Linked DNA regions of Mus musculus: regions 2 and 3 are each linked to region 1. A link is a loop called in an ENCODE intact Hi-C map of the cell type or tissue named here. Cell type or tissue: heart. All regions are shown on one strand.

What was found. A loop is a pair of places that touch in the nucleus more often than their neighbours do. Peaks named below come from ENCODE experiments on the same cell type or tissue, not always from the same donor. Only the 100,000 strongest peaks of a DNase experiment are listed, where the experiment ranks them.
Region 2: it touches region 1 in a loop (7-fold over the local background); 4 of 42 quality-filtered maps call a loop at or near these places.
Region 3: it touches region 1 in a loop (7-fold over the local background); 5 of 42 quality-filtered maps call a loop at or near these places.

What each region holds. Positions count from the first base shown.
Region 1 is chr7:74,367,210-74,375,209 of GRCm38, forward strand. All of the region lies in intron 2 of Slco3a1 (solute carrier organic anion transporter family, member 3a1), which reads right to left. Among named protein-coding and RNA genes, the nearest start is that of Slco3a1, 180 kb to the right of the region's middle. In heart, CTCF peaks have their summits at 332 (motif pointing right), 1,258 (motif pointing left), 2,645 (motif pointing right) and 4,174 (motif pointing right); a DNase peak (open chromatin) is centred at 4,192; H3K27ac peaks cover 775 bases.
Region 2 is chr7:74,918,942-74,926,941 of GRCm38, forward strand. No RefSeq gene overlaps it. Among named protein-coding and RNA genes, the nearest start is that of 0610006L08Rik, 69 kb to the left of the region's middle. In heart, a CTCF peak has its summit at 3,580 (motif pointing left); no DNase peak of the experiment used is centred here.
Region 3 is chr7:75,362,719-75,370,718 of GRCm38, forward strand. It overlaps the pseudogene Gm10161. Among named protein-coding and RNA genes, the nearest start is that of Sv2b, 57 kb to the left of the region's middle. In heart, CTCF peaks have their summits at 4,002 and 4,203; no DNase peak of the experiment used is centred here; H3K27ac peaks cover 289 bases.

The DNA.
Region 1 (8,000 bases):
ATGACAACATAGAAAGAGGGCCGTTGACTCAGTCAGACTCAACCACTTTGGCTCATGCCTCAATTTCTAGATGACCAATAATATCTCAATGCCACATCTGGGAATAAGAATATCTGCCTTGTCAAACTGGGACTATTAGACACATTGGTGGGTGCACACAATATGACGGATGTCACCATAACTGTATCAGGACTGAAAAGATTGGGGAGGATGTCCTGTATGGCGTCCCCTCCTTAGTGTATGTTTCTGTAGCTGGGCTGCCTTTCTTTTAACTCTGCCTGGTCCCCTCCGGGATGAGGACACTCAGGCTGACTGTGACTCCTCTCACTAGAGGGCAGCACCAGTCTAGAAAGGAAGGAGCGCCCAGCTTTTCAAGCATCATCGGGCTCTCTTTGCCAGTAGCCAGTGAAACCTTTGGTGAGAACGTCGCTCTCCTCATCTTACAGTTGCCCTCCTTGCCCTCCATTTATACAGATTTAGCTCTCTGTCTTCCAAACCTCAGGTTGAAAATTCTCCCCTCTTAGGGAGCCTTCTGCATGCAACATGCATGAATAAAACATGATCGGTAAACAGCAGGAAGCCTGCAAGACACACAATACATATTTATCCATTGCTCACTGGCCACAGTCTGACAGCATTTTAACTGATGTGCTCTTGTCTGAGGAGGAAGAAGAGGAGGAAGAGGAGGGGAGAAGGCAAGGAGGGGTGGCAACCATTTATCCAGCACTTAAGACACTCCAGACGGTGCACAATTCATGAAATAAAATTATTGCTATGTAAAGTTTATAAAGAAAACACAACACTAACTCGGCTAAAGCCATAGGGCTATGACAGAGGCAGAGCTCATGTGGCTCTTCCCTCAGACTTATCACTAACTTCAAACTTGGTTGTACAGTGGAATCGCCTAGGAAACATAAATACTAATCCTGTAGGCCTGGCCCCTGATGCTGAGGAAGGCAGAGCAGGATGCTGCATGGGCACTACTCCCCACCTCAGCTTGGACTAGCTATCTTTCTTGTCACCGTGACTAAACACCTGACAACACTTATCTTGGCTCATGGTTCGAGGACACCCTGTGTCTGTCAGGAAAGGACAGTGGTGTGTGGTGGCAGGAGCTCATGTCTGAATGGATAGAAAGAAAGAGCAAACAAGAAGATGGCAAGGATATAAAGCCGGATCTGGTGACCTACCTCCCCAAGGGAAGCTCCATCTACCAAAAGTTCTACACCCTCCCAGAACAGCGCCACCTGCTGAAGACTGAGTGCTCACACCCACAAGAATCTGTGGGTCACTTCACATGCAAACACAAGAAAATGTAACATGTAGTACATGTAGTACGTGTAGTACATATGTAACATATGTAGTCAGGTAGAGAACCTTGGGCTTTTGAGGCTGACCTTGTGGTTCCTCGTTGAGCTTTAGCTCCAAGGCAGTGGACGGGATCTAGAAGGCACCTAGTGATAAGAAAGGGCTTGGGCTCTATCCGAGGCTAAGGCAGAGAGGGGGCTGGTCTAAAGCATGGACGTGGGGCGGGGCAGAACCTTAATTCCACTGGCAGCCAGTCAATCATCTCTGTACGCTGCCAGTACTGTGTACACTCTGATGAAAGCATGATGTGGTGCCTGGCACACCTGGTGTGGCCTCTAATGCTAGATAGCATGGCCTCAATCAGCTTAGCCCTCAACCCAGGTTTTCTCTATTGGAGGCAGAGTTGAAATCCCACACACCGTCCTAAGTCTGCCTTAGTGACTGCCTCCTTTGCTGAATCTCTCTAGGTTCCCTCATTTTTCTTCCCTTCTCTCCTTTGCCACACAGTTGGTCAGTCAGTGGTGTCTTCAGAGTTCTGCTTATGGTCTGTCTGGATACAAGACCAAAATTTCTTATTTGGAGAACATCTTAACAATCAGAGACACAGGGAAGGCAGATACCCTAGGTGGTGGTCTTGTTTAAATTATCTTTTCTAAATTATCTTTTCCATAAGAGCAACAGAGCCGGCCACTAGCCTTGGGCAAGGAGCCAATGCTTATTTGCTAAAATACCAGTTGATTGCCAGGGAGCCTGGAGCGGTGGTGAGGTGGGGGAGGTAGGAAGCCACACGTTATGGAAAGCGATGCAAGCAAATGAACGTCATCCTATGTGGTCAGGGCTCTCCAGGGTGGGGAGGATCTGCTGCTGCTATACGTTGCTGCTATACGTTGTAGCTGCTTCTGACTACTTGGCTTTTCAACCCAGCAGAGAGAGACTTCTTTCCTTCCCTCCAGCTTTCATGTTTGTGAGATCACAGGCCTCTTGGCTGACTGGCCAGCCTCTGGGTACCTGGATGTGATGCGTGTACCAAAGAGCTTGAGTCAAAGAACTCTCCTTCACAACGCTCGGAACATGCTCTGTCTCTATCCTAGAGCCCTTGGGCTATCCTTAAACCCGGAATGATGCCAATGCATTGCCTGGTGATGCAAGAAGATGCCACTGGTGGGGCAGAGGACGGAACCATGAAGTCCTATACGAGGGAAGCCCATCCTAATACACAAACAAGAAGGGCATGGAGTCCTGTGTGTGACTTCAGTCACCTTCACAGAGCTTTTGTTTGTAGAGGCACTGAGGTCCCCTTTGGTTTCCCATTGTCCATACCCGCAGCCTCCAGAAGGGGGCAACTGAGAGACAGAAAGACCTAAAGTGGGCCATTTAGTGGCAAGGCCAATAAGTAGTCTTAGCAGTAGTCAGTGAAGCAAAGCAGTGATCCAAGCTTATCTTGATAGAAGCTGGGCTGCTTCTGCCCACATCTGCATATTGATGCGTTGGCTATAAGCTGTATGTCAATGCTAAGCTGTTACTGCTGTCTACATAGGTTTTCCAACCCAGCAAAGAAAAACTTCTCTCATTCCCCCTACCTTTCATGACAGTAAGACCACATGCCCCTTAGATGACTGGCCTCCATGAACCTGTGTCGAGGAGATTGAGTCAAATGACTTTCCTCCACAAAGGTGAGAGCATGTCATGGCCCTCTCCCAGAGCCCTTGGGTTCCACACTTGAATACACCTCAAAATATGACTCTATTTGGAGACAAGCCCTTAAAAGGGGCAATTAAACAAGGTTCGGATGATGGGTTCTCCATCCTGATTACTTTGCATATAAGAGGAGATTTGGACACACAGAACGACACCAAGGCCACACGCATAAAAGAAAGATTGTGTGAATACATGGACCATCTGCAAGGCAAGGAAAGGGGACTCAGTCTCCACCCTTGCCTATACCTCCATGTTGGAATTCAACCACCAGGACTGTATAAGTAAATGTCTATAATTTAAGTTTATAGTATTATGTCTTAGAATGTCATATGTCATATGTCTTAGAGCCTAGGTGAACTTCCTAAGCTCCAGAAAAGCGGCTTTCCCACCCAAGGTGGCAATTTCTCTAGGAGCGTTACCTGCTGGAGTGGTCCCATCTGCCGATGCCTGTCTCTCTGTGCATTTTCAATGTACTTAAGACGCCGCCATGAGTTTTCTCCATAGTCTTTGGGAGATGGCATGCTACACAGTACTGTGGTGGAGTCCACCAAGCTTCATATTGCTGCAAGGGCCAGCTCAGGTCCTTGGAAGTCCGCAGAACTCAGTGTCAGAGATCAGGTTCCACCCTAGTGGGAAGGACTCCTACAGGTAAAACTGAAGACCGGATAAGTACTCCTTATTCAGTCACTCTCATGCTTACATGTTCACACAGTTGGGACAGGGTGACCCGAGGCTGTCTTCACCGTAGGGAGCAGAAGCCCACGGCTACCTCAGTTTAACCCTCAGCAGGCAGCAGTAATTCAGCATCCAAACTGATCCTCAGTAAATGCTTTCTGGGTGTCAGGGCTTTGAATACTGTTTAATCCCCACAATAGCACCGAGACATACATGAAGACTGTGACACAGGAACATTTGGGGACCAGCCTGCAGGCAAGGGGAAAGGGTGGCAGAATGGCTTGACCCACAGACATTCTTCTAGTAAGTTCTTAAGGGAACAGTCTCTCTGTAGGGCTCTGAAAATGAGGCTTTGACCACAGCCCAACTGTTGTTGAGACCCCATGTCACGAGGGAGACTGAACAGGGGTTCCACTTGGGACAGGCTTGCCCATCTAATCCACCTCAGCATCTCCTTGGGAATAGTGGCAAAGAGCAGGTATCTGAAGTCGTCACTAGAGGGAACCAGAAGCCTTCATATGACAGAGACTGTCCCCTCTCTGATGTGGAGCATGCTCTCCATGGCAAGGCTGGAGGGTTACCAGCTCCTAGGAAGGTGGCCTGCAGCCTAGAGGTCACCAAGGCTTGGGTGATTATTATTATAATAACTGCTTGGATATCTGCAGTTATTAGTGAATGTCTTCATCAAATGCCTAAGGCAGGAAGAGAGGTCCTTACCCCAACCGGCTCTAACCTTGCAGTCAGCACTTATCTAGATCAGCCTTTGGAAAAGTTAGCAACTCAAACCCTCCTCTTTAAAAACCCTCAGGGTGTTGATAATTCATAATCAACGCTCAGAATGACCTAGTGTATCTATAAATTCTGGGTATATTCTCTAAAAGTAGGCTGGAGATGCCAGGCCAGGCAGGAACAGGAGCAGGAGCTGGGGCAGAGGTCAACATTCTGCTGAGTGCACACTGCAGGGTGAGACTGCTCCAGCTCCGTGCTGAGGCAGGAATCCCACCATCAGAACAACTCTGCACCCAGAAGCATTAATAAGCAACAGGGGCTAAGCTGCAGCTGCAGAAATTCCTCCTGGCTAGGAAGCAGGGCTGATGTCTCCAGGCCCCAATGGAAAGAAGCAGACTGGAGAGGTGACAGCCAGGTGAGCCAACTGTAGGGAGCAGCTGTGATCTCGAACCTTCCCAACCCCACCTACAGCAGTGCCGAGATGCCAGGCGTTTTGTTTGAAAAACTGTGGCAGAGAGTCATGGCGTGTGTGAAATGCTAATTTCACCCTGATTTATCACCAAGAAGGACAAGGCTGTTTGCTGACATGACAGACTGGGTGATTTTTGAAGCCTGGCGAAATCCTAGGATGGGTTATTAAACCCTGGATTTATGTGTTCTGTGAGCAGGGAGCTGTTGCTGTCAGGTGTAGACAGAGTTCAGCAAGAGAAAGTCAAGCCAGACCGACTTCATTTCCTCTGTGGTTTTCTGATAGGGTCAGAGGCTGATTAGAGCGGCAGAAAGCCATAAACACATTGAGTGGGGAGGCAAGTACAGACTGGACAAACCGCTTGCTCAGCGCTTAGGAGAGGAAAGATGCATAGGGTCAAAGAAGAGCTAGCTGAAGCATGTTGAACAGGCAAAGCAGGTGTGTGTGTGTGTGGGGGTGGTGGTGGTGGCCAAGCAGAATGGGGTTCTGTGACATGCCTGGTAGCTCTCTCCTATCCTGCTTTCTCTATGTATGCCATGAGACACATCTATCCAACATGATCACTTGAAGACAGAGCACAGATCTAGGATGAATAATCGGCTAAATCCATGGACAGGAGAGTTGTGGTGTACCCACCGTGTACATGCAGGCCTTTTGCGGACAGGCTGGTGAAAGTATGGGGCACTAGAGCTTCCAGGTAGGGAGGGTTTCATTAGACAACAGTCTTGGAATACAACCCAGTCAGAGAAGCAGTTATCCCGAACTCCAATGCAATTTTGATGCATTGACAGAGTTGGGGCAAGGAGTGGGCCCCTTGATCTCACATGAAAAGCCATATGTCACTGAGATAGGGCCATTGCCACAATGGCTTATCCTCTGGACAAGGACTTAGGAGAGAGAGGGCTATAGAAGACATGCATGCACCAAGTGAAGGGACAGAAGGTTCAGCCTTCAAAAGAATGGGCAGGAGACATGGCCAAAATGCCATCACGGGGAACAAGAACTCTGGGTTTCTCTGCACAACCCAAAATTAGATGCTTGATCTAGTTACGACAAGGCAGATGACCAGACACTTTGGATACACGTGAATAGAGTGTCCAAAGGCTACTGAATGCCTCACTACCAGGCATGTTCTAGGGGAGGCCATGGGTCAGGAAGTTGGCTGCACAGGACACCTGGCAGACCTTTGGACCACACAATGTTCCCTTGACAGTGGGCAGGTGTCTCCAGGGCCCACCTGGGAACATAACAGGAGTGGGAATTCCCATACAAGCCTCCTTACGTTAAAAAACCACGTCAGACTCTGCTTGGAGACAGGAAGCGGGGAGCTGGTTGTACAAAACTGTCTGGCTCTCATACAGGACTCTGTGGGTTTGTGGGTGCCTCCCATCTCAAAGTCCAGGCAGGCAGCAATCACAGCCTCTTGTTATTTTTGATTTTAAGAAGAAGAATGGCTAGAAAGCTTTGGTGTTCAACAGGTTGCCTACAATGAAATTCTTAAAGTCTAGAGCAATGGCTCTCAGCCAGGGGTGACTTGGTTCCCAGACATTCAGTTAAACCTGGAACAAAGAGCCTTGATTATGTTCTAGGTTTGTTGATCTTATTTCAACCTCTCTCACACACATAGAGTGGCACAGACAACATTTTATTTTTCTTAGACATAAATGCCATACTGTCGTACCCAAGCTCACCACTCTCACTTGCCCTGGCCCATTTCCTAGCCTAGGACTTCAATTCGAAGCCTCCCAAACCTCCCCTTCAAAGCTTGAGTTTCATACAGGAATCCTTGAAGCTGAGGCTCCCAAGCAGGGGGTGGGGAGAAGGAGTTGAATGAATGGATACAGCTGAAGGAGCTGATATCTTTTCATGTATAATCATGTTAGGAATCTGAAGGTCAGATTATCATGGGTTAACCCATTCAGCCCTAGGATCCAAGAATCCTTCATATAGAATCAAAGAAGAGACAGAAGGAGAAAAAGAGACATTCTGGAAGCATCCACAAATCAAGAATGCCTGAACTTATCTAAATCCAATGTGTATAGAAAGTTCTCCCTTGGAGGGAATGGGTCCTGTTGCCATGACTTTAGGTTTCTTCTGGTCTTTAGACACATGAGATAATGAATTTCTATTGCTCCAAGTTACTATGGTAACTTGTGACACGCTCAATCTATACTGCATCATCTATATCTGTATCTATCTATATTTCTATATCCACATATCTTTTTACGTATCAATATTTATCATCTATCTATCTATCTATCTATCTATCTATCTATCTATCTATCTATTGTCTGTCTGTCCGTCTGTCTATCCACCCTTTTGTAGTCCATCCACCCATCTCATCCACCCATCCAATGCTGAAATTTGGAGGCCATCATCCTCACTGGTTTCACTCTCAGGTCTTCCATTTACTTATATCCAGTACAGAGGCACAAAAAAGTTATTGTTAACCAAGCTGGAGTAAACAATGATAAATCACCTTCTAAGAATATAATTGAAAATCTAGTGAAGGAACAACAAAGACCAAGACAAAACAAACCATCCTTGTGTTGGATAACATCTACTATCAACCTGATAGAACCTAGAATCACCGTGGGCTCCTGCCTCTGGGCAAGTCTGTCTGTGGAGAAGTTTCCAGATTGAGTTAATTGAATTGACAAGATCCACCCTATGAGCAGCACTATCTCATTGGCTGGAGTCCTGGACCAGCTAAAAAGGAGGAAATGAGCTGAGGACCAGCGGCCATGGTGTTCTGCTTCTGGTCTGTGAGCACTGTGTAGCAAGTTGCCCCATGTTCCCACTATCATGCCTTCCCTGCAGTGATGAACTGGACCTTCTAACTACGAGCAGCAGGAACCCCTTCTTCCTTAAGCTGCTTTGGTTAGGGCATTTTGTCATAGCATCAAGACAAGCTACTGACTAACACCTAATAGAGGTGGCTATACTATTTAGGATTGGTGTTCCTCGTTTCTCTCAAAACACTTTTATTTTGCACTATTCTAAAACCTTTTGAAGCTTACCAGTGAACTGAAAAGCTATCAGAATTCAGGAAGAAAACTGAGGAGTACTTGCCCTGCCCTCTGGCTCAGCCAATTTGTACAGGGGCGGGGGGGGGGTGCGG
Region 2 (8,000 bases), 550 kb after region 1:
TTTTTTTTTCAAGCCTATCAGATAATACAGATGCCTGGCATACTAAGTCCTGAGAACCACTAGCCTTTGGCAATGTGGACACAGGCCCAGGCAAAGGAGGCTGCTGGCTGGAACATTCCTAGAACTGCTGGGCTGTGGCTACCTTTCCTGCAAATGGAGACACAGAGAGAAAACTGTTCTGTGTTCTACATTCAAGTTCAGCTATGGTAGCTCATGTTGCATCAGGCTTGTGGTCTTTGATGAGTTTTCTCTCTCTCTCTCTCTCTCTCTCTCTCTCTCTCTCTCTCTCTCTCTCTCTCTCTCTCTCTGTGTGTGTGTGTGTGTGTGTGTGTATACCTTATAAAAATGCTGCTAAGAAAATTGATACTACAATTTAAAGAGAGAGAGAGAGAGATTGAGAGATAGAGAGAAAGAGAGGGAATGAGGAGGGTAAGGGCAAGGGAGGGAATTCAGAGAGAAACAACTAAAATTAAGAACCATTTTATTGAGAGGTAGCATGGAAACCTACTTCTTTTAATCTGTTACTGCATATAACATACACGATGCTAGGTCTGTCTGTAAAGGACAAACATACACAAGGCTTAGTACTATGTTGGATGTCAAGGATCTTCTGGGACTCTTAGAATGTGCCCCATGATCGTGGGTACAACTGTGTGTGTGTGTGTGTGTGTGTGTGTGTGTGTGTGTGTGTGTGTGTGTGAGTGTGTGTGTGTGTGCGTGTGTGTGTGTGTGTGTGTGTTTACCTTATAAAAATGCTGCTAAGAAAATTGATACTACAATTTAGCCACTGAAATGTTACTATCTAACAAGGCTGAGAATCAAGGAGCCAATGGTAGCTTACTGAAGTCATCCTACTCCTTTGAAGTGTAAATATATCCATCTCATGAAACCAGGTGCAAACAGGTAACTGTCACATATTATGTGATTTCCCCTCAATATTGTCAGGGGACTGAATCTAGGAACATTCAAATTCTCAGACATTCAACTCCCTTATATTAAATTATGTAGTGTTTGCATGAATCCTATGCACACACATATGCATACTTTAAGTTATCTCTAGAAGATGTTGGATCACCTAATGAAATGTAGATGTTATGTCAACAACTGCTCTTAAGAAATCTACCAGAAAGGAAATCTGTACATCTTCAGGTCAGATACAACTGATTTTTCCAAATATTTTTGACCCTATTGTTTGAATCTCGAGATGTAGAATACAGAGGGGCAACTGTAATTGGCATGAGTGATTTCATGAGCATGACCCCCTCCCCGAAAGTATGATGAATGTAACAGTATCTTTGATGGCACAGGGACAGCACAGTGAAGCTTGCTGCACTGAGACTACAACATCAAGTTCAATACCAAACTCTTTTGTCTTCTCCTGATCAAGTTTCCCAATATTGCTAATCCTATTTCCTTTCACAGTGAAAGAATTAATGTCCACATGACCCAACCTCAAGAAAGATTAATGAAGTCCTTGTATGAATGGTCTTAGTTGCTGCCTAGTTGCAAGAATGTTCACTTTTCCTCAAGACCATACATCCAGACTCTACCTCCTATCCCCACTGGATGAGTTACACATAGCCTCAGTTTCATGTTTCTCACATCTATTCATGACCTGATGATTTGGAGCCCCAAAAGACTGATATTGTTTCTTAAAAGATCTTTGTCCAAATCGATCCAATGATGATTGTTCAGGAATCAATTGGTTGTAGAATGACATATATTTTTGTCTTTTCTAAAATTGAATTTATGTTGTCTTTGTACCACACTTCTGCCCAGATCTATAGAAGCACCCATCCCATTGGCCTTTTGATGGGGAATTGCCATGGAGAAAAAGGCATGCCAGTGTCCTTAAATCTCCCCTTCCTGGTCTCCTAATGCTGCCACCAAATCCAGACTGTCATTGGTATTCTTCAGCTGAGTAAAAAAGAAAAAAGAGTTAAACAACATCTCTTCTAATTGAGGCCTGCCCATTATATTTCTCTGTACCTCTCTGACCACTGCCTTGACTCCTCTGTGTTTCAGTTGTTCATGTTGAGATGTGAGATGATGTCACCAGGCAACCTTCTAGGGATTTTGTGAAGTTGAACTCATCAAATATAAAGCATTTTAAAGATGCTGAGGGCCTGAGGAAGGTTGGAGAAACAGGAGTATCACAGATGTACTATACCAACCAACTTGGACTATACTCAGTGATGATTTAACTTACACAATAACAAACAACTTATTTCTGTTCTATAATTGAAATTATATATCTTCCCACTTAATTTTCTCATCGCACTTGACATATTGAGTTGAATTCATGAACATGAGATCACATTGATTTGTATATGTGTAAGGACCAGGAGGGTTATATGAATGCAAATATGCAAATAACCTATGGGCAGTATCTCTGTGCCTTGGGTGGCATGTTGAGATGAATGAGGAAAATGACAGCATAGTAAAAGTTCCACAAATAGTACTGAAAATAGGTTGTTTTGAACTGAATGTCTGATTCTCCCACCAAGTGCATATATTCAAGCTCTGCTAGTATTTGGAAGTGATCCTCCTTTGTGGGAATAGTGCCCTTTAAGAAAAGAAAGAAACTACAGTTTTCTCTCTACCTCATCATTTGAAGACATATAGAGAAGAAATGGTTTACAATCCATGAAAGGAGGTTGACTGGAATCCCAACTGTACTGGCATCTGCCCCTGGGCTTTTAGCCTGCAGAAGTTTAAGGACATGAACTGTTATTTAAACTACTCAGTTCATGCTCTTTTGTAATAACAGCTTCATCAGATCAGCATGGAACTATATTTAAACAAGGCTGTGTGTTGCATTTTAGTGCTATACCATGGGTTATCCTTGCATAGTGGGAAGACAAAAGAGCAACTTTAATGTCTAAGAGAGGTAAAACGTGGTCTCACTGAGGAGTTACATCATTTGGTGACTTGAATTCACTAAATCACTTTGTACTTATCATGTATTTATTAAATGCCTGGTATGCATTTAGTACTATAAGATTATAGCTATGAGCATAGAGATTAAAAGCCATGCCCTTGTGTTCCCTTTTGTAGAGAAGATGAGTAATATATTCAGAAGGAGTGAGATGCTCTGGTTACCTGGAGCCCAGGTATCTGAGGAGAACAGTGAAGGGGAAGGTATAAGGCATGGAAGAGCCAAATTGAGACAGGTCTTATTCAGACTGGATTAATGGGGAATCTTTAAGGGAATGTAAGTAAGTGACAGAATAATGATGCAAAAAAGACTGGGATTTATTACTTATGCTTCCAGGGATTGGCCCATGTAGTCCAACAATGGTGGTATCATACTGGACAAGCCAAGCATTTGGTAGTTTGTGGTGAGAATTTTGGTTTCTTTACAGACACAGAAAAGTTATGTGGATGTTTTTGTTTTAATCCCAGGTATGAGAAATCAGGGTCCTTCAGGCTGTTCACAGAAGCTGACTACGATTTGTGTCATGTTCTGGCAAGTGCATGATTCTGCCAGCTGAAGATAGCTTATGTCTGGAATTCTGGGGACAAGTGAGAGGGTATAAAAATGCCAGAGCCCTGAGAGGCTGTGGTGATGACTGCTCCCCCTGCTGTTGCTGATGTTGCTGTTTGCTGATTGTTTGCTGTTTGCTGTTTGCTGTTTGCTGTTTACTGTTTACTATTTACTGTTTACTGGTTGCTGTTTGTTGGTTACTGGCTGCTGGTTACTGGTGACTGGTTGAAGATATCTTGACAATGAAGATAAAACTTACCCCAAGAAACTTGATGTCCCTAATCAGCCAGAAGTAGTCCAACAAGATCAATGCCACCTTTTCCCTCTATCCTTTTTCACCTACATAGTATTCGGGGGTTATAAGAGTGGAGAAAGATGGTAGAAAAAAGAACCCCATAAAGTAGCCAAAAGTATAGTTACAGTTTTTTCTCAGTCCACAAGTTTAGATGTCTTAACAGTCCAACCAAGCACTGAAAGTCTGAGGGTTGATTCTTAGAGAGCTGCTTATTTCCAGCCTAAGAAGTTGGTTATATAAATTAAGGGCAGAATGTCATGGTTACAGGACAGATAGACTTGCCAGCAAGAGTGAGGGCAAGCATGCAAAAAGGCAAAGTTTCCTTCTTCCATGTCCTTTTATCTGGACTGCCACCAGAAGGTACCTAAATTTAGAGTGAATCTTTATTCAAATAATTTGATCAAAACATTTCATCACCAGACTGCATTCAAATAATCTTATCAAGAAAATCCCTTAAGGATGTTGCCAGTTAAAGTGGGAGCACTAATTGGAAAAGAGCACCATCCTCTCACTGGGGAAGGAAGTGTAGAGGAGAACCCTAATGAGGCCGAGGACTTTGAGCCCTCAGATTCTGAAGGAATTATCTTACCTGAGTAAGTAGTGTCTACATCCTCACCAGAGGATGCATCCCTAACCCCACTTCTTACAGGATTACCCACCCCACTCTTGCCTGAGAGAATTAATTCCCCATTATCTGTAGAACTGGCAGTGACCTTCCCTAAAGGATATGTCAGACAAGACAATATGGATGACCTTCGGTGCACACTGATAGGTTACATCTAGCCCTATATAACAAGACTCAAAGCCAAAAAGGACAGCCTTTAGAGTTGCTGCTACCAGACAAAATAGTGAACTGAAACAATATAGTGTTCCTGGGTGATAACAGAAATTAGTGACACCATCAAGGACTAAAAACATATACATGAGTGATGGTTCCCATAACTTCTTTTGACTCTTCTACTTGGTCTAATGCAGAAGACAAATGAATAATGGAGAAAGGTAGTTGCCTATAGGAACTTAGCAAATGGTAACTCCAATTGCAGCTGCTGTGCATATATGGCTTCCTTACTTGAACTGATTAACACATGTCCTGTTACCTATGTGACCATTCATCTTTCAAATGTTCGTTCTCTATATATTGTCCCTAAGGACAAAAAAGCAACTTGATTCCTGCTCACAATGCCAGTGCTAGATTTTTACCTTTGTACCACAAGAGCATATTTATTCTCCAGCCTTTACTCATAACTTAGATCAAAGGGATCTTGATTCTCTGATTCTTCCACTAAAAAAATCAAACTGGTCCACAAGACTGGTGATATGCTGATAGGATCAAGTGGATTTGGTGGATCAAACATTCTTTTTTGGACTTGGCAAAGCATATGTGCCTCAGAAGATGGGAAATAAACCCAGCCAAAATTCAAGAACCTTACCTCAGTAAAGTTTGTAGATGTCCAATGGTTTGGGACTTGCAGTGGTATTCTTTCTAATCTAAGTTGTTGCAAGTAGCTCTCCCTACCACTAAGAAAAAAAATCACAATGCTTAGAGGGCTTATTTGGATTCTGAAGAAAGTACATTCCTTAACTGGGTGTGTTAGTCTGGACTATATACACAATGCCTTGGGAAATTGCTAGTTTTGGGTGTGGCACAGAAGACAAACCGCTCTTCAATAGCTCCAGGCTACTTACTGCTCAGGATGTTATACCTCTTAGATTGTATGATCCAACAGAGCTTTAGTGCTTGAAGAAGCAGATAGGAATTCTATTTGGAGCCTTTGGCAAACCCCAGTAGATGAATCACAGAGGAGGGAGACCTTTGGGAGGCTGTGGTGAGGCTCTACTAGCATCTACAGATATCTATTCTGCCTTTGAAAAACAGTCCTTGGCCTGTTACTGGGCTTAGTAGGAACTGAATGTTTGAAAGTAGACTATGTTACTATGTGACCTGAACTGCCACCATGATCTGGTGTTATCTGAGCTACCCATCCATGAAGCAGGATGTACACAGTAGCAATCCTTTTTAAAAATGGAAGTGGTATAGTATAATTGTACCTGTACAACTGAGGTCTGTGTAACTACGTGCTGTGGTGTTCCCATATGGTGTTTACCTTATGATAAAATTACCTAACAAAGCTTTTCTCAGAACACACCTTCATTGTTAAGTGACCTATGACTATATACTGTAAACTAAGAGTTCCCCCTTTTTATTTCTTTTTACAAAGATTGGTTCATTTTTATTTTATGTGTATAACTGTTTGCCTGCATATATGTATACTCATATGCATACATATACATCATATACATATATGCAGAGCATGTATGTCTGATGCTTATAGAATCTAGAAGAGGGTACAAGTTCCCTGGAACTGGAATTCCAGACAGTTGTAAGCTACCATGTAAATAGTGAGCACTAAACTCAGGCCTGCTGCTAGAGCAGCAAGTTCTCTTCATTGCCAAGCCTTCTCTCCTGCTCCAGAAATTCTTTTTAAGTTTTTAAATTATTTTTTTTTAGTCATCCTTTTAAAAAGTAGGTTTCACTGTGGCATTTCCATACACATATCATTGTACTTTGATCATAAACAGCTTTACATGTCATACTTGAAACTGGTCTACTTTCAAGAACAATATATGAAATCAGGGCTGGAGAGAGAAGCTCTGCTGGCAAGTGCTGGTCATGTAAGTGCAAGGATCTGAGTTCTAGCCCCAGAACCCACAAGGAAAGCAGTTGTTTGTGTTGTTGTTGTTTGGGTTTCTTTGTTTGTTTTTGTTTTTAAAGCTAGTCATAATTGTTTATGTTTGTAACCCAGTCACAAAGCAAGTCAATCTATGGGGCTGGCTGGCAAGTTAGCCTAGTCTAGTTGATAAATTGAGCCCCATGAGAGATCTAGTTTCAAAGAAAAGGCTGATGACACTTATGAAAAGAAACCTGATCATCTACTGATTTCCACATGACTATGTACATGCATATACCTGTACATGTATAAATACATATGCAGACCAAAAGCACACACACACACACACACACACACACACACACACACAAAGTAAAACAATCCATCCTCCCAGGGATGAGTCCCCTAAGTAGTTATTTAATACCATGTGCTCAGCCATACAAAAACCACTAAATGGACTCAGCAGGTTGTAGTTATATATTTTATGTATTTGTACATATATCAGTAGTAGTTAAATGAAAAAGAAAACAATAAGGATAATACATAAAAGTAGAAGGAGGACTTAGAGCTAGAAGAGGGAGAACAGTGAGTGACATGCATGATATGATAATAGGTTATCAAAGTATATTTCGTATATTTATAATTTTATAATTAATTTTATAATTAATTAATGTTAATAAAATTTGAAAATAAATTAAAAAGAAATGTTTATAGTTATTAATAATTTGAATCTTGGCATTTTTTCAGAACTAAAATGAGAAACACAGAATAAGTAAATGAAATATTTATATTTATGAATAAAAAAATACTAAAAATAGAACATAGCCCAGCACAATAATAAGTCAGCCAAAATCCCAGCATGAGTGGAATAAGGGCTTCACAGAGCCCCACTCCTATTTAAGGAGTCACTGGCATTAATGATTGCTGGTGGAGGAAGTTTCAAGTTTCTTCAGGGATGTGGCCCCTGAAAAGTCTATTCATGGGTCAATAGATTGTTTTATACCCATGTACATCACTAATTGTACTCTCTAGCTTACATATAAACAAGAACACAGGAAGTTTGTACAAAAAGTAGTACAGAGAAAGAAGAAGCCCTAGCACCGAAGAAATAGGAGTGGATTTATTGAGAATGCATTCTGTGCTTGTATAAAAGTCTAAAACCATTAAATAAAGGAAAACAAAAACCAAAAAAGGGAAGAAGGAAAGGAGAGAGGGAGGGAGGGAGGGAGGGGGAAGGGAGGGAGGGAGGGAGGGAAGGAAGGAAGGAAGGAAGGAAGGAAGGAAGGAAGGAAGGAAGGAAGGAAGGAAGGAAGGAAGGAAGGAAACCCTGCAGGTCCTTGTAGGATATTTTTCCCATTTTATCTCCATACTTTCTCCTCTACTTACCCAGAGATCTGTACTTTCAAACTACAGAGATCCCAGCGGAAGACTTTCTGTTGGCAGCTGAGATTTTAAAACCCAATAAAAAAGATAAACTGCAATGACAAGTAATAGAAGCTAAGCAGCTGTACAAACTAAAGCACACATTCATAAGAAGCTTGCAGGCAGC
Region 3 (8,000 bases), 1.0 Mb after region 1:
CAACTATAATTAGCCCCAGGGCTATCCACAACAAGGGTGCGGGAGAGGTAGCTGAGAGTACCACATCCGGATCCAAAAGCAGCCGGAAAACAGTCACACAGGATTCAAAGCCATGTGTCATCAAAAGTCAGCATCTTGGGCTGCAAGTATAACTCAATAGAACACTTACCTCAAGCATATGTGGTCCTAGGCCCAATCCCCAGTATTTCACAAACAAGCAAACAAAATATAGCACCTTTGGATTTACCTTTTTTTTAAACATTTTAATTTTTTTTTCTTTTTAAGATGTTATTTATTTATTTTATTTACATGATGAGTACACTGTAGCTGTCTTCAGACACACCAGAAGAGGGCGTCAGATCCCATTACAGATGGCTGTGAGCCACCATGTGGTTGCTGGGAATTGAACTCAGGACCTCTGGAAGAGCAGTCAGTGCTCTTAACTGACAGCTGAGCCATCTCTCCTGGATTTACATTTTTAAAGATTTACGGGCTGGTGAGACGGCTCAGCGGTTAAGAGCACTGACTGCTCTTCTGAAGGTCCTGAGTTCAAATCCCAGCAACCACAGGGTGGCTCACAACCATCCATAATGAGATCTGAAGCCTTCTTCTGGAGTATCTGAAGACAGCTACAGTGTACTTACATAGAACAAATAAACAAACAAACAAACAAACAAATCTTTAAAAAAAAACTTTAAAAAAAAAAGATTTACTTAATTCTCTCTCCCTTCTCCTCCCTCCCTCCTTCCTTCTCCCCTGTATGTGTGTGTATGTGTGTGTGTGTGTTTTCATTCCACACGTGTGCAGGTTCCCTTTGAGGCCAGAGGAGAGTGTGAAATCTTCGGGAACTTGAGTTACAAGAAGTTAGAGGTTGTGCAACTGCCCAGTGTGAATGGGAACGAAAGTTATGCTCCTCTGGGAGGAAATAAAGTACTCTTAACTACTGCAACATCTCTCTAGCTCCTACTTTTAATCTTTCTAAAACATATAAGGCTTTGGGGCCACAAGCACAGTCCCAATATTCAAGACAACCCTGAGTCTCTTAACAAAATGGCATGTTCTGAGAAACGTGCTGCGAACATCACAGAATGTTCTTGCACAAGTCTAGGTGGTCAGGATCTGTCACCTAATGTGGCCTCCCGGTGTGACCATGAGACATACTAAACCAGAGATGTCTAGGGATGTTGCTAGTATAATATGGCATACTGTTTAGTAATACTTCCTTTTTAAGATAGGATGGTATATAGCCTAGACTGACCTGGAACCTGAATTGCTCCTACTTCTGCCTCCTAACGCACTGGGATTTGGGATTTAAGCATGCCTTGCCATCCCTGCTCTTGTGCAGTTCTTTCCCAGGGCCTGGTACATGATAGAGAACCATGGCCACCAGAGCCATATCCAAACGCTATTGTGCTCATTCATTTGTTAGGTTATTTATCTTAAGTATATGTGGATGCCTGGATATAAGTATATTCACTACATCTCTGCAGGTGCCCACAGAGGCCAGAAAGGGCAACAAATCCCCTGGAACTGGAATGACAGACAGTTGTGAGCCCCAAACCTGGATGCTGGAAACCAAAACCCTGAGCTTCTGCAAGAGCAGCAAGTACTCTTAGCTACCAAGCCATCTCTCCAACCCTCTCTAGGATAGTTTTTAAAATTAGCAGTGCAGTTAAAAATAATGACTTAAAAGTATAGCACAGGGTCTGGGGAGATGTTTCAGTCAGGGAAGGCCCTTCACATAAGCATGAGGACCTGAGTTCAAATCCCCAGCACACACATACAGATGGGGAGTGGTGGCTTCCATCTGTGATGATAGAGCTGGAAAGGGTAAGGTGGGCAAAGCCTCAGAGAGCACTGACCAGGCAGTCTGCACAATCAGTGGCCTCTATAATTAGTGAGAGACTTTGTCTCAAAAAATGTAGAGTAATAGAGGAAGAAGCTTGGCATTGCCCTCTGGCCTCCACAAGCCGACATCCTTGTACACATATGTCCACGGACACACAAACACACATGCATTCATTATGCACACACACACACACACAAAGAAAAACAAGCATAGCACAGTAAAGGATGAACCAACAGCACTGTCATTTACTTATTATCATAATCAAGTGTTATGTGGTGTGTATAACTGTGTGTGCTATGTTTTTTTTAATGACTGGCAGCACAGTAGGGCTTTTACACCAGCAGCATCACAAACACGACTATCGCACTAAGCGCTAAAACTTTCCAGTGCTAATATAATCCTATGGGACTGCTATCTCACGTGTGACATTTACGAAGCATCTAACTCAACTCAGACAAGAGAGAAGCCTAAGCAAAAAGTAGCTGAAACAGAGTCGTGTGGTATACAGTTAAACATCTAGCTTGGCAGTTTGTTTTCCCGATTAAGCTATTTATCTCAAGTACCTCTTTGTGTCCTTCCTACCCATTGGTGGGGGGCGAGGGGGTGCATGTGCGTTCAAGTGCGCACACCCTTGGTTTTTTGAAAAAAGGTCTTGTTATATTGTCTAGGTTATTTTTAAACTCAAGTTCCTTTTGCCTCAAATCCCTGACTATTGGAATTACAAGTGTGTACCACCATGCTTGTCTGCAGTTGTTCTTAACTAACCTTTGAAGACCGTTCTGGCTTGAGAAACAGGTAATAGGACACAATTGATGATTCTCCAACAGTCCTCCAGCGCTTACTGCTTCTGAACTCGATGCCATCACAGGAGTACAAAAAGAAAGCTCCAGGCTCCAAAGCACTCATATATGCAGACCAGCCACCCAGAAGAGCGCTTCCAAGCCTTTGTCAGTGCTGGCTCTTCCATAATAGCCTCTGTGGCAAGAACCAGCAAATCAATAGCCAGAAAGAAGAATGTCAATTACTTGAGCATGGTTGTCACTAGTCACTCTCCCCTCCCCTATCACAGAGCTCTGAATGAGAACGGGAAGCTCAGAGTAATTGCACAAGAGGCCAGAACTAAACCTCAGCTGTGGGCAAGTTGTAGTTAGACTTAAATAGCAGTAGTGCCTTCCACGATTTAGAAACATGACCAAAGCAACTTGGGGAGGAAAGGGCTTATTTGACTTACACTTTCATATCACAGTTTACCATCAAAGGAAGTCAGGACAAGAATTCAAACAGGGCTGGACCCTAGAGGCAGGAACTAATGCAGAGGCCATGGAGAGGTGCTGCTTACTGGCTTGCTTCCCTAGTCTCGCTCATCCTGCTTTATGACAGAACTCAGGACCACCAGGCCAGGGATACCACCAACCATAATGAGCTGGGCTATCCCCCATCAATCACTAATTAAGAAAATGCCCACTCTCTGCCATATCTCTGCCATCATGGACATGAGTCATGTGCAGCCCATCAAGCTGGCTAGGGTAACCAAAGTACTGGGCAGGATTGGTTTGCAGGGACAGTACATGCAGGTGAGAGTGGAATTCATGGATGACACCAGCCGCTCTATCATCCGAAATGTCAAAGGCCCTGTTCAAGAGGGTGATGTGCTCACCCTATTGGAGTCAGAAAGAGAAGCTCGCAAGTTGTGTTGACCTTGCTGCTGGGTCCTGGATATCCACTACTTAGCCTACTTGGAATGACCTGCAATTGTTAAATAAAACATTTGTATTAAGTCTTGAAAAGAAAAGGGAAAAGGAAAAGCCCTTCAGGCTTGCCTAAAGCCTGATTCTAGGGAGGCATTTTCTCAAGTGATGCTCCCTCCTGTCTGATGACTCTAGCTTGTGCCATGCTGGTATAAATCTAGCTAGTTAGTACAGGGATCAAGGGGGAACATCTCTCCTGCACACAGAGTTATCTTGCAGTTTCGTTTCCATCGCACACAAAAGCAGACTTAAGCAGAATGACCCGTCCAGGAGACTGAAATGGAATGTAGCAACTGCTTCATCACCCTAAATTACACAAAGGTATTCTCGGGTTCACTGTGATCGCCTAGCATTAGAGCGATATGGCCTCCAGTGACAGCAGTGCCTGGTTCAGCAGCGCCACCGTGTGTTAGGATCATCACTGACAACCCAAACTCAAAAGCATCAAGCCTTTAGTTTGCCCTGATGGCAGTTGGGAACCTCTGTGAATCACAGAGTATCTTTCAGGGGAAAGAGCCATGGAGTTGTCACAGAAAGGGGGACAGCAAAAGTGAGAAGGGATGGTTCTCACTACCAAGGGTATCAGATCATGGAATGAGTTAAGTTAAATATTGAATGTGTATCTCAAGCTACGGAATAAACAAGACAGCCTTTTGTACCCTCCACAATATAGTGGCGTGATGGGCTCTACATCTCTGATTTCATTTACTCCTAGCAACAAAGACTATATGGTGTGTATTTACCTTCATTATGGGACCAAGCTGAAGATCAAAAGTTCAGCAACGTGCTCAAAGAAACACTGGCCCGTGACATTCTCTGTTCCAAGTAGGCATAGAACAGTAGAGAGAGCTAAGAAATTCCACAGTCAAGGCTGAGAACCTAGTAAGTGGAAACTCTAGTTTCTAGCAACTGCAGCCTAAATATCACAAAATTCCTACTCGAATCTGGGCATGGTGGTGCATGCCTTTATCCCAGGACTTGGGAGGCAGAGGCAGGCAATCATTGTGAGTTTATGAGCAGGCCAGGCTACATAGTGAGTTCGAGGATAGCCAGAGTTACATAGAGAATATGCTTCAATAATAATAATAATAATAATAATAATAAATGCTTCAAATGCCTGTTCATTTCCTCCACTAATTTCTCAGCAGGTCTGCTAAAAAGACCAAAGTATATCAATAAATACCATTATTCTTACTATTAAATGCTTTTCTAATTTCCTGAGTACAATGGCAAACTTGACTTAATTTGTCTTTGCAAATCAAGATACAACTTTATAAAACCCAGTCGTTAGATGAAGTGGCCCATCTGTCTGTGGCTAGAGCAGATGATTGTAAGGGTAGAGCTGGCAGAGAGTCAGATGCAATGGGGCATTCCTGTAATCCTAGCACTTGGGGGTTAGGAGGTAGGAAGATCAAGAATTCAAGGCCACCCCTACTACATATCAGTTCAAAGACCACTTGGGTTGTATGAAATCTTGTCTCAAAAATAGATATACTTAGTATTATATACATAACAATTTCAATATATAAAAAAATGAATTAGTACTACCATGTAGCTCAATATAAAGAAATCTACAAATATTGACACCTTCTCTTACTTTTTACACTTCGGTGTTTTGGAGGGACAGGGATGTATTGATCTGAGATTGTTTAGACATACACTAAGTAGTTCGTGGGAAGAAACTGGATGTGCCCTCAAAGAGTGCTTTCTCGGTTTTCCCCATAAGAACATTATAAACTCAGAATGAAGCCAGTGTCCACAGGTCTTGTTACAAGGAAAATCTTAGTGAAATTAGGCCTTGCTGCGTAAATGCTACCGTGCCACTAATGATGTCAGGAGTGGGAAAGGAAAGTGAGAGCAAACATCTTCTTCATGAGGAGAGGAGTGAGTTCCCCAAAGCTAATGAGAAGATAAGTTAAAGCAGCCACAGAGAAAAAAGGGGGTGCAGAGAAGTAGACATGAGTGTGTAATGGTTAACTACACACAAACAAAATACCCTGAAACTCGGTGGCCCGATACAGCAGTTACTCACGATCACTCACCTCTGCAGACTTCAGCTGGCCTAGGCTGGAGCTGGCCTGGCGGCTCTGCTCCTCTCTATAGATCTACTGGTCGACTGAGAGGACTTTGCCCCACATCTCTGGTGCTTCTTCTGAAGCCAAAATTGAATTCTTATCTCTCAAAACAGGAACACAGAGATAGTTCTCTGTAGGACTGGCAATGTTTTGATTATTTATTTGAGAAGAGAAATTAACGCTCAGAGAACTGAGGATTAGAACAGTGAACAACACTGGTATATCTTAAAGACGTTTTGTTAAGTGAAACAAGCCAGTCACGAAAAGAGTAGATGGTTCTTCCTACATGAGGTTCCTAGAAGGACGGATTCATTGAGACAGAGGAAAAAGAATGGCTTCCGAGGGCAACGGGAAGGTATGGATAATTAATGGTTAATTTTAAGTGAGATTACAGTTGATGAAAATAAAGGCATTCTGAGAATCGTGAGCGTTGTGGTCATGAGTGTATATAATACCCCTGAACCACACTCAGTGGGGAATGGTGCTTGCTGTCAAATCTGACCACCTGACTTTAAACCCCAGAATCAATTTGGTAGAAGGAGAGAAATGACTCTTGGAAAGTGTCTTCTGACCTCCCCATGTGTCAGGCTTGCTTGTGCACACACAGAATGAATGAATGAGTGAGTGAATGAATGAATTAATGAATGAGCAAACAAACAAATAGATAAACAAATAAAGCAAAAAGTTTTAATGAGCTGAAGAGATGGCTCAGTGGGTATAAGCTCTTGCCTCCCATCCTGAAATCTGAGTTCCTGGCCTGAACTCACATGGGAGGAGAGAACTGACTGCTGCAAGCTGCCCTCTGACCTCCGTAATCAAGGCTGTCTCACATGCATACACACACACACACACACACACACACACACACACACACATGTATACGCACACGTACGCATGCATATACACACGCACAACCACCCCCCAAATACATAAATGTAATTTTAATTATTAAAATGTTGAAGCTTGTGTTGAATCCTATAATAATGGGAATTTTAAAAAGACAAGACAGAAGGCTATATTGAACCTGACAAGAGCTGCCTGAGGAGTTGGGGCTCAGGACATGTGGGCGTTTGCTTATAAAGGGAGTTTCCAATGAGGCCCCATCGCTAATCAACTGCCCCTCCCAGTGTGGGGGCAGTGCGATTGGCTCGGCTGAAGATGCAAGGTATCCTTCATGTAAGTGGGTGTAACACTAAACAATGCTCTGTGTTGCTATGGGAACACACATATTTATGTAAACACACAGGAGTCTGGAAGCAACACTCCTCACTACAGCTGTCTTTTTGGAAAGACATTAAACTAATAAGGGAGATTTGTGGCTTGATCAGAATGTTTTTCTTAACAGTACCAAGTGTGAGTATTTGCATGACTTGAAGTTAAGTGAGAAAAGGTTAGTGTGCTGGCTTCCTTGCCTTTACTAAGTATGTTAACAAAAATGGCAGTGGCTGCAGATGAGCACCATTCTGTTTGCAACGGGCAGTAGTTAATGCTGAGACTCCTAACCAATCAAGTGACTTTTGAGCACTCACCCCTAAATGGAACATCTATATCACCCTTCCAAAGCTCATGAAACATTAAGGAAGACGGAGCAGAGATAATGTAAGAGCTACAGCCTGAAGGTGGGAGCGGGGTGCTATGAAATCCATGCTGTCTTCTGCACATAATTGCGGTACCTATGAAGTCCTGGCAACTGTGGCTATCTGCACAAGACAGGGCCCACTAACATTCCCTGTGGGTGGTGGGCGAGCTCATGAGGCCCCACCTCTCCCTGAGGAGCGATGGGCAGTAATGATTGCAGGGGTAGAAGTCACATTCCTCAGTGGTGTGGACAGTGGCAAGTTGTCCTTGCTCAAGCTAATAACTCCCCCAACCTTTCTCATTAAAGCAACCAAACTTAAACGCAGTAAGGAACAACCATGTTAAAACTTAAAAAGACATGGAAGTAGGAAGGGCACTTGCTGGGAAGAAGGGTGTTAACAAGAGGGTCAGGGAGAGAAGATAGGAAAACTGGGGAGGAGTTGGGAACATGGCTCGGGGAACACTGGCCTCAGAGACAGTGCTGGTGGTGCACACCCATGCAGGCAAAACACTCATACGTATGAAATAAAAATAGTAAGTGACTTTTTAAATGTCTCTCATTGTCCTGGCATTGACCTTGAAAGGCGTGTGGGAAATTGTGCTGCTAGGTCCACCCTACGCACCCCTACTCCCTGCCATCTGAGGGCTGAGGATCTTGGACCACAGCCTTCCTTCGTGCACTGAACAGCAGCTTGACTCACCTCTCTGGGACTCTTCCTTGCTTTTATTTTCTGCAATGCTTTGTGAGAA